Regions from separate parts of the Homo sapiens genome. Here region 1 is linked to region 2. The links are chromatin contacts, found by Hi-C or POLR2A ChIA-PET in ENCODE. All regions are on one chromosome and are shown on one strand. The core of a region is the stretch at or near the end of the contact, and the rest is flanking DNA. Distances in the headings are between cores, read along the strand shown. Region 1 has its middle 22 kb from the start of TNRC6B. Region 2 has its middle 62 kb from the start of TNRC6B.

Evidence for each region. Hi-C counts contacts between places; a loop is a spot of excess contacts on that map. ChIA-PET counts read pairs that join two places held with the same protein, here RNA polymerase II (POLR2A).
Region 1: a loop to region 2 is called in a map of naive thymus-derived CD4-positive, alpha-beta T cell, with 1.9 times the contacts of the local background. The contact joins two enhancer-like sites. A Hi-C loop is called at or near these places in 2 of 168 maps with a recorded cell type or tissue (breast epithelium and naive thymus-derived CD4-positive, alpha-beta T cell) and 1 of 37 single-sample maps with no recorded cell type. POLR2A ChIA-PET finds 5 or more read pairs at or near these places in 9 of 52 experiments (AG04450, BJ, CD8-positive, alpha-beta memory T cell and 6 more).

What each region holds. Positions count from the first base shown.
Region 1 is chr22:40,154,019-40,157,830 of GRCh38, reverse strand. It overlaps a transcript of TNRC6B not described here. Among named protein-coding and RNA genes, the nearest start is that of TNRC6B, 22 kb to the left of the region's middle. Within about 2 kb of position 1,715, at least 8 of the 41 ENCODE cell types and tissues checked have a DNase peak (open chromatin) inside an H3K27ac peak, as active enhancers do.
Region 2 is chr22:40,114,436-40,118,331 of GRCh38, reverse strand. It overlaps a transcript of TNRC6B not described here. Among named protein-coding and RNA genes, the nearest start is that of TNRC6B, 62 kb to the left of the region's middle. Within about 2 kb of position 1,376, at least 2 of the 41 ENCODE cell types and tissues checked have a DNase peak (open chromatin) inside an H3K27ac peak, as active enhancers do.

The sequences.
Region 1 (3,812 bases), core at 466-2,965, 39 kb before region 2:
TAAAACATATTTAAGCAAAGTACCTTGTGCACAGAAAACCCTCGACAAATGGAGTTATAATTTTTATATGACAGACCTTTGACCAGAGTGTGGGGGTGGAGGGCTGTGCAGTGGACACGGAGAAAAGCACCTGAAGTGTTTCTCTTGTCATTCTACTGGGACTAGATGTCTGGCATTCTAATTTGCTAAAGATGAATTGATTCCATCAGCCCATGCAAAATGTAAGTGCATTTGATAGAATACAGCAAAGCTAGGATTTATATTGTGAGCTATTTTTAAAATTGCCTGGTTAGCAAATTAAACCAGCTGTGAAAATATCCTGGTTTCCATTCACAACAAATACAAGACGAGCCATTTTCCTTTAATGAATCTGGCCTCGTGGCAGCATAGTCCATTCTGCATAATTTATTCCTAAGGGTTTTAAAGACATAATTTTCTTAAGACAGACCAAAATTAAACTATTTTCTAGGAAAAAAAATATGAATGAGAGAAGTTTCTCTGTATAGATTTTTGGTAAATTCCATAATCACTGGCCCATTCAATTTAGGAGACTAATGTCTGAATAAAAAATAGTAGTTATGTCAGTACTTTAAGCAGTCTTAACTGTTTTTCCTTTAAAAGGGCATATGAAAAACCAGTCTGCTCTGCAACACAATTTTTCACATTCTATGACGGAGAGAGGAAAAAAATTCACTCACTGCTATCAAAAAGCTACCCAACAGACTCCCAACTTCAGGTTTAAAACCAATCACCCCTGGCTGGGCACGATGCCTCACACCTGCAATCCCAGCACTTTGGGAGGCCGAGGCAGGCAGACCACCTGAGGTCAGGAGTTCAAGAGCAGCCTGACTAACATGGTGAAACCCCATCTCTACTAAAAATAGAAAAATTAGCTAGGTGTGGTGGCGGGCAACTGTAGTCCCCGCCACCACACCTAGTCCTATTTAGGAGGCTGAGGAAGGAGAATTGCTTGAACCCAGGAGGCGGAAGTTGCAGTGAGCCCAGATTGCACCACTGCACTCCAGCCTGGGTGACAAGAGTGATACTCCGTCTCAAGAAAAAAAAAAAAAAAAAACCAACAACAAACCAATTACCCCTTAAGGAGTTAGGGGAGAGATCCTGAATTATTTGGAATGTTGGCTAAGTTATATTATTTATAATTCCTGTTCCTTTAGAGAAACAATTTGTTATTTAAACAAAGATCAGCAGTGTAAATAACCAAATGGAATAGAATTTCAGAAAGTACCATTCAAATAAATTCACACTTAGATTGCAGGGAAATGGTCTATTAGTTTAGTTCACTTCAGAAAGACAATACTGAGAAAAGGATGTACCATTTTATACTTTCTTTGGAAATCAACCAAACAGAATTAGTTCAATTTGGAACATACTGAGCCTTAAAGCCTTTGCTACAACATAACATAAATTTTGATTAGGCGAGTGTGAAAAACTGTAACGCTAACTTTCTTGTCCTTCTAGTTAGTTGGTCTATAAATAGAAGCAATGCATTAACAGCCACCAAAGCAACTGGTGAGTTCCCCAATGTCTCCAACGTATACATCTCTGACAAACACGCTTATCAGCATGTTGAACCAAAGTGTTTCCGAGGATCTGTAATAGGACTCTTTTTAAATAAACTGTGACTCACTGTTTGCTTTCTTCACCAGGAGGTGGAGTCTTGCCATGCCCTTCCATTACAAAATCCTCCTGTTCCACCTGCAAAGGCAAGCACCACAGGTCAGCAGCAGTCAGTAACTACAATGCGACTCACTCCAAGAACCCACACCTGCCCTGTGCAGAACCACAGGGCCGTTTCACTGTGGTGCACAGAACAGAAGCCTGGGCCAATGGTTTTCAAACTTCTCCTTGAGTGATTAGATCTGCAGAAAAAAGGAAACATGTTGATCGGCAAAACACATAACTCTGACAAAGGATTAGCATCTAGAATATAAAAGAACGGTGATGAATCAATGAGACAAAGACAACCTACTAGAAAAATCTGCAAATAACCAAGCAGGAATTTCACTGAAGAGAACACATAAACAGTTTCTAAACATATGAAAAGATGTTCAATCTTATGTCAGTCAAGAAAATGCAAATTAAAACCATTTCACAACTACTAGGTTGGCTAAAATTAAAGTCAGGTAATACCAAGTGTTGACAAGGGTATGCAGCAATAGCAACTCTTATCCACTCCTAGTGGGAGGGAAAACTGGTATAGCTACTTTGAAAAGCAGTTTTGTCAGCCAGGCAGGGTGGCTCACGCCTGTAATCCCAGCACTTTGGGAGGCCAAAGCGGGCAGATCATGAGGTCAGGAGATCAAGACCATCCTGGCCAACATGGTGAAACTCCGTCTCTACTAAAAATACAAAAATTAGCTGGATGTGGTGGTGTGCGCCTTTAGTCCCAGCTACTCAGGAGGCTGAGACAGAAGAATTGCTTGAACCTGGGAGGCAGAGGTGGCAGTGAGCCGAGATCACGCCACTGTACTCCAGCCTGGGCGACAGAGCAAGACTCCGTCTCCCCCAACAACAACAACAACAAAAAGTTTGCATTATCTATTACATTTGAAGATGCATTTACTGTACACATTAGTAACTGCACTTACTTATAGGTATATACCTAGAGAAGCTTTTGCACATATACAAAAGTATTTATAGTGGAATTATTTTTAACAGAAAAAAATAGAAGAATAAACATCTGTCAACAGTAAAACAGATAAATAGGCTATGGTGTTTTCAGAAAATAGAATACTATATTGCATGAAAATGAATGAACTACAGCTACACACCTCAATCTGGGTGAGTTACAAAAAGGTAATCAAGTGAAGGAAGCAAGTCACAAAAGAATGCATATGTAGTATGATTCTATAAATATCAAGTCCAAATATATATATATTTTAGAGCAAATTGAAGCAGAATATATATATATATGTATATATATATATATATATATATATATATATATATTTTTTTTTTTTTTTTTTTTTGAGATAGAGTCTTGCTCTGTTGCCCAGGCTGGAGTGCAGTGGTGCGATCTCGGCTCACTGCAAGCTCTGCCTCCCAGGTTCACACCATTCTCCTGCCTCAGCTTCCCCAGCAGCTGGGACTACAGGTACCCGCCACTATGCTCAGCTAATTTTTTTGTATTTTTAGTAGAGATGGGGTTTCACCGTGTCAGCCGGGATAGTCTCGATCTCCTGATCTCGTGATCCACCTGCCTCGGCCTCCCAAAGTGCTAGGATTACAGGCGTGAGCCACCACGCCCAGCCAGAAAATATGTATTTTTAACCATATGTATGTACATATAGGCATACATACGTATATACATGCTTTTATTTTATTATTTATTTATTTATTTATTTTTGAGATGGAGTCTCGCCCTGTCACCCAGGTTGGAGTGCAATGACGTGATCTTGGCTCACTGCAACCTCCACCTCCCAGGTTCAAATGATTCTCCTGCCTCAGCCTCCCGAGTAGCTGGGATTACAGGCGCCTGCCACCACGCCCAGCTGATTTTTGTATTTTTTTAGTAGAGACAGGGTTTCACCATGTTGGCCAGGATGGTCTCGATCTCCTGACCTCGTGATCCACCCGTCTTGGCCTCCCAAAGTGCTGGGATTACAGCAGTGAGCCAATGCGCCCAGCCCATGCTTTTATATTTAAAGATATAAAGAAAAGGCTGAGGGCTATGGCATGACCCTGTAAGTCCCAGCTACTTCGGGGGACAGAGGCAGGAGAATCAATTGAGCCTAGGAGTTCAAGACTGTAGCGCTCTATGATCACACCTGTGAATAGCCACTGCACTCCAG
Region 2 (3,896 bases), core at 127-2,626:
TTAGCAAGGTGTCTAAGAGCATTTTATCTTATTTCTCTATACTACTGAGGCTGAACTGGAGGTTCAAAAACCATAGGCCACACAGTATTTTGACCTTAGCAGTGGCTATGGTTATGGCTACTGTCTTCAGGTAAGTGGCTGTCTCTATAGAGACAAGGTGCATACACTAGGCACATAAGCCTAGCAAAGGGTTGGGGAGAAATTCATCATCAATTTATCATCCTACCCTGGACCCCTCATATTAGCTCATATTAGCAATCCTACCCTGGACCCCTCATATTAGCAAGTCCTATCATTTTTGCTTTCAAAATTTGTTTCTCAGATCCACCCACAATTCTTCATTTTCACTGCTGTCATCCTTTCTTGCTTGTGGGGGCCTCTTTTAGGCATTGAAAATAGGTTAGCTCCTTTCCAAGCAGTCTCAAAGGGTTTATATATTAGTAAAGGAGACAGATACAAATAAACAACTTTAATATAAAATATTGAATAATTTATTACTGTAATAACAACAGGTGCTCTTAGAATACAGATGAAAAAGAAATTCTGCCAAGGGAGTTTGGGAGAAGAAGATAACAGGAAAAATACAACAAGAAGAGTAGATAGTCACATTCTTCTCCCTGCTTCCAAGCTCTAAAAAGAGAAAAGCATCAACCAAGGCACAAAGCCACGAAAAAATACTATATATATATCTAGGGAAAAGAAAATGGTCCATTAAGGCTTACAGATAAGGATTCACTAAAAAAGCAACCAGAAATGTTGACTGGAATTAGGTTTGAAGGGATCTGTGGGACAACATCTGCAGCAACTGGATGCCATGAGGGCTGTTTAAGCAAAGGCATGACCTGAGTAAATCTATCATTCAGAAAGTGAACCCTGGCAGTAATGTGGACTACAGACCGCAGCAGGGAAAGGTGAGAGACAGAGACGCTAGGGGAACACTCACATAAAATTCACATAATCCTAATAACTAAGTTGTAGCTTTCTAGCATGAGGCACCAAATGTCAGTATCCATCTAAATACCAGTGCTTTTAAAAGGCACCTACCATATAGTAGGAAAGCAAGGGGCTGGTATGATGGTCACCTTAAAAATATCTTTCTGTAAGAACTTGGTAAAAGGGCAACAATGTTTTTGAAAAAGTACTTTTCTTCTTTTTAAGAAGACTATTGCCAATACATGGTAGATATATATTTTAAAAACTTACCTTTGACAGTACCTGGGGCAACACAAGCCCGTGAAGATGAGTCTAGGTTACATTCAGTGCAAAAAACCACAACCCTGAAAAGAGAAAAAAATCACTATGAACTGTATGCTCATAGCAAGATGCCACATGAAACAGTGGCACAGGCAGACTTGTGGAAATCCAGCTCCTCCTTTCACCAGCTATTGTTTCTAGGCCCGCAGCCCAACCCCTCAGAGCTCAGCTTCCTCAACCAACACTGGGAACAATAACAACACCTTCTTCATAGGGTTCTTTTGAAGTTTAAATGAAGTATGTGTAAAACTCTTAGTACAGGGCAGGATACCAAACACATGCTCAATAAAGGCAAGTGGTTATTAATATTAAGGCTTTGTACAATCAAGGGCATCACCCCCTACCCAGGTGTTTAGGTCAGACCCTGACATCCGTCATGAATTTCTCACCCAACCCCTCATATCAGCCCATCAGCAAGTCCTATCATTTCCTCTTTCAAAATCTGTTTCTCAGATCTACCCATAATTCTTCATTTTCACTGCTGTCCTTCTTGCTTGTTGGGGCCATTTCGCTGGTTCTCTGTTCCTACTCTTGCTCCTCCCCAATCCATTCCCCCATAATGGCTGGAACAGTCTCTTCAAAATCAATTCATAGCAAGTTGCTAGTAAATGCAGTAAATATTTTATTTATTCCATGATGGAATCTCTCTCTGAAATATATATTCATGTATTTGAATACAGAGATATAGGAATATATATTAAATGGCCAGCAACTTCATTTTACAATGAACAAACAAACGCAGAAGGAATGCTCCTCAAGGTTGGAGCTACCTATGTGTGTGTAGGTGCTCAAAGCAATGGCGAGCCCAGCAGAGGCTCATCTGGGACCAGCATCTACACCGCTGTCAGAAAGCTGGCACTATTTGGAAGTTGGCCCCTTAGTTTCACAGTCAACCCAATACTTCTGTCCAAGACAGCGTGCTCCATTCCCCACAGCTAGAGATTGTAAGTCAGGGCTTCAGCCCCACGTTAGAGCACAGTGCTGAGATGGTGCTGCAGGGAATCTGAAAGCACCTCACTGCCCTGCTATCTGTCGTCCCCTCTATTTGACTTACTTTATTTAATAGTGTTTGAATCAATACATCTCAGATGGAACTGTGATGAGAATTAGAAATATTTTGACTTGTCTCCCTATCTCCCTACTGTACACTGTATCACAGCAGTCTTTCTTGCTGAAGAGCAAATTTGACCTCTGGGTATCTCGCCACCTAAATTCAGTCAATAACTACCTTTAGGGTAAAATCCAAGGCCTCTCCAGACCCATTATCACTTCATGACTGCACAGTTTCCTTACTCACAACACACACATTAATGTCTGAGAGCCCTCTGCCTATTCCCTTCCCCTTTTCCTTTAGGTGTTATCTCCTAGAAATTTTCTGTATCCTCCCTGGTTGGACAAAGTGTTCCTCCTCCGAGATACACATTATATTGGTAATATCCACGGGTCCATTTTCTTCACTCAGCAGGAGCTCCTTGATAGCAAGGACCATGTCTGACACACCTTTGAATTTGGTATTGGGTAGAGTCCAATAAACATAAGCTGAACTGAATCCCAATGGGATCCCAGCAATTCAGTACTTGAATGTGGATGGGTCCCCTAATTAAATGCATTGGTAAAAATTGAAGTTAGCTGCAACCTCCAAGATGGGTCTGGCCCTTACAGAGAACTCGAGGCTACGTGGTTATGTCTGACCCTCAGCACTTCAGAGGACGACTGGATTCATTAATTTTTTGTCAACCGCAGAGACTATCAAGAGAATAACACTAATTTTTAGTTCCCTATTCTGATTAAAGTTTCCCGCTTAGGTTAAAACACAGCCTCTTCTCTGGATCTATCATTAGTCCAAATAGTGTGCCAACCCTGTAAAGTTGTTCATTACATGTCTCCTTAACAGACAAGGCTAGAAAGAGACCATGTCACTCAGTCCCTAGCCTGCTTGGCAGTGAGTCTCAGACACTGCCTGTATTCAGAAGGGAGGGGAAAAAAAGAATTAAGGTAGAGGACAGGTAGGCTAGGGAAACTGAGCAGTTTTCCAAGTACTCTTGAATCCAGGTTTTACAGAACAGCTGCATTACTTTCTCTGCCAGGCTGTGAACCTCTGTATCAGGTACACACGTATTCAAAATAAACATAAAAATTAATTATAAAATCAACATTTGAAATTATCTAGTTGAAGTTACCTACAGCACTATTTTCCTTCCAAGGTATAAATAGCGGCAAATTCCTCCACAACTGCTTTGAAATGCTCAGAACTACACGGTAATCCTACCATCTGATCAGGTACAGCTGCAGCAGTAAAACTGTGAACCACTCCAGTTTTCTCTCTTCTCTTTCAGAGCAGCCAAACTAGTCTTGGAATTCATAGAAGGGGTGGGAATGTTCAGTGGATCTTGGGTTAAATCAATCCCCAGGTCCTGCTAAACTGCAAGCCGGCTGCAAGAATTCCTCTAGGCCGGGCGTGGTGGCTCACTCCTATAATCCTAGCACTTCACTTTGAGAGGCCGAGGCAGGAGGATCAGTTAAGCTCAGGAGTTCGAGATCAGCCTGAGCAACACAGGAAGACCCTATCTCTACAAAAAAATGTAAAAAATTAACGGGGCATGGTGGCATGTGCCTGTAGTCTCAGCTACTAAAGAGGCTAA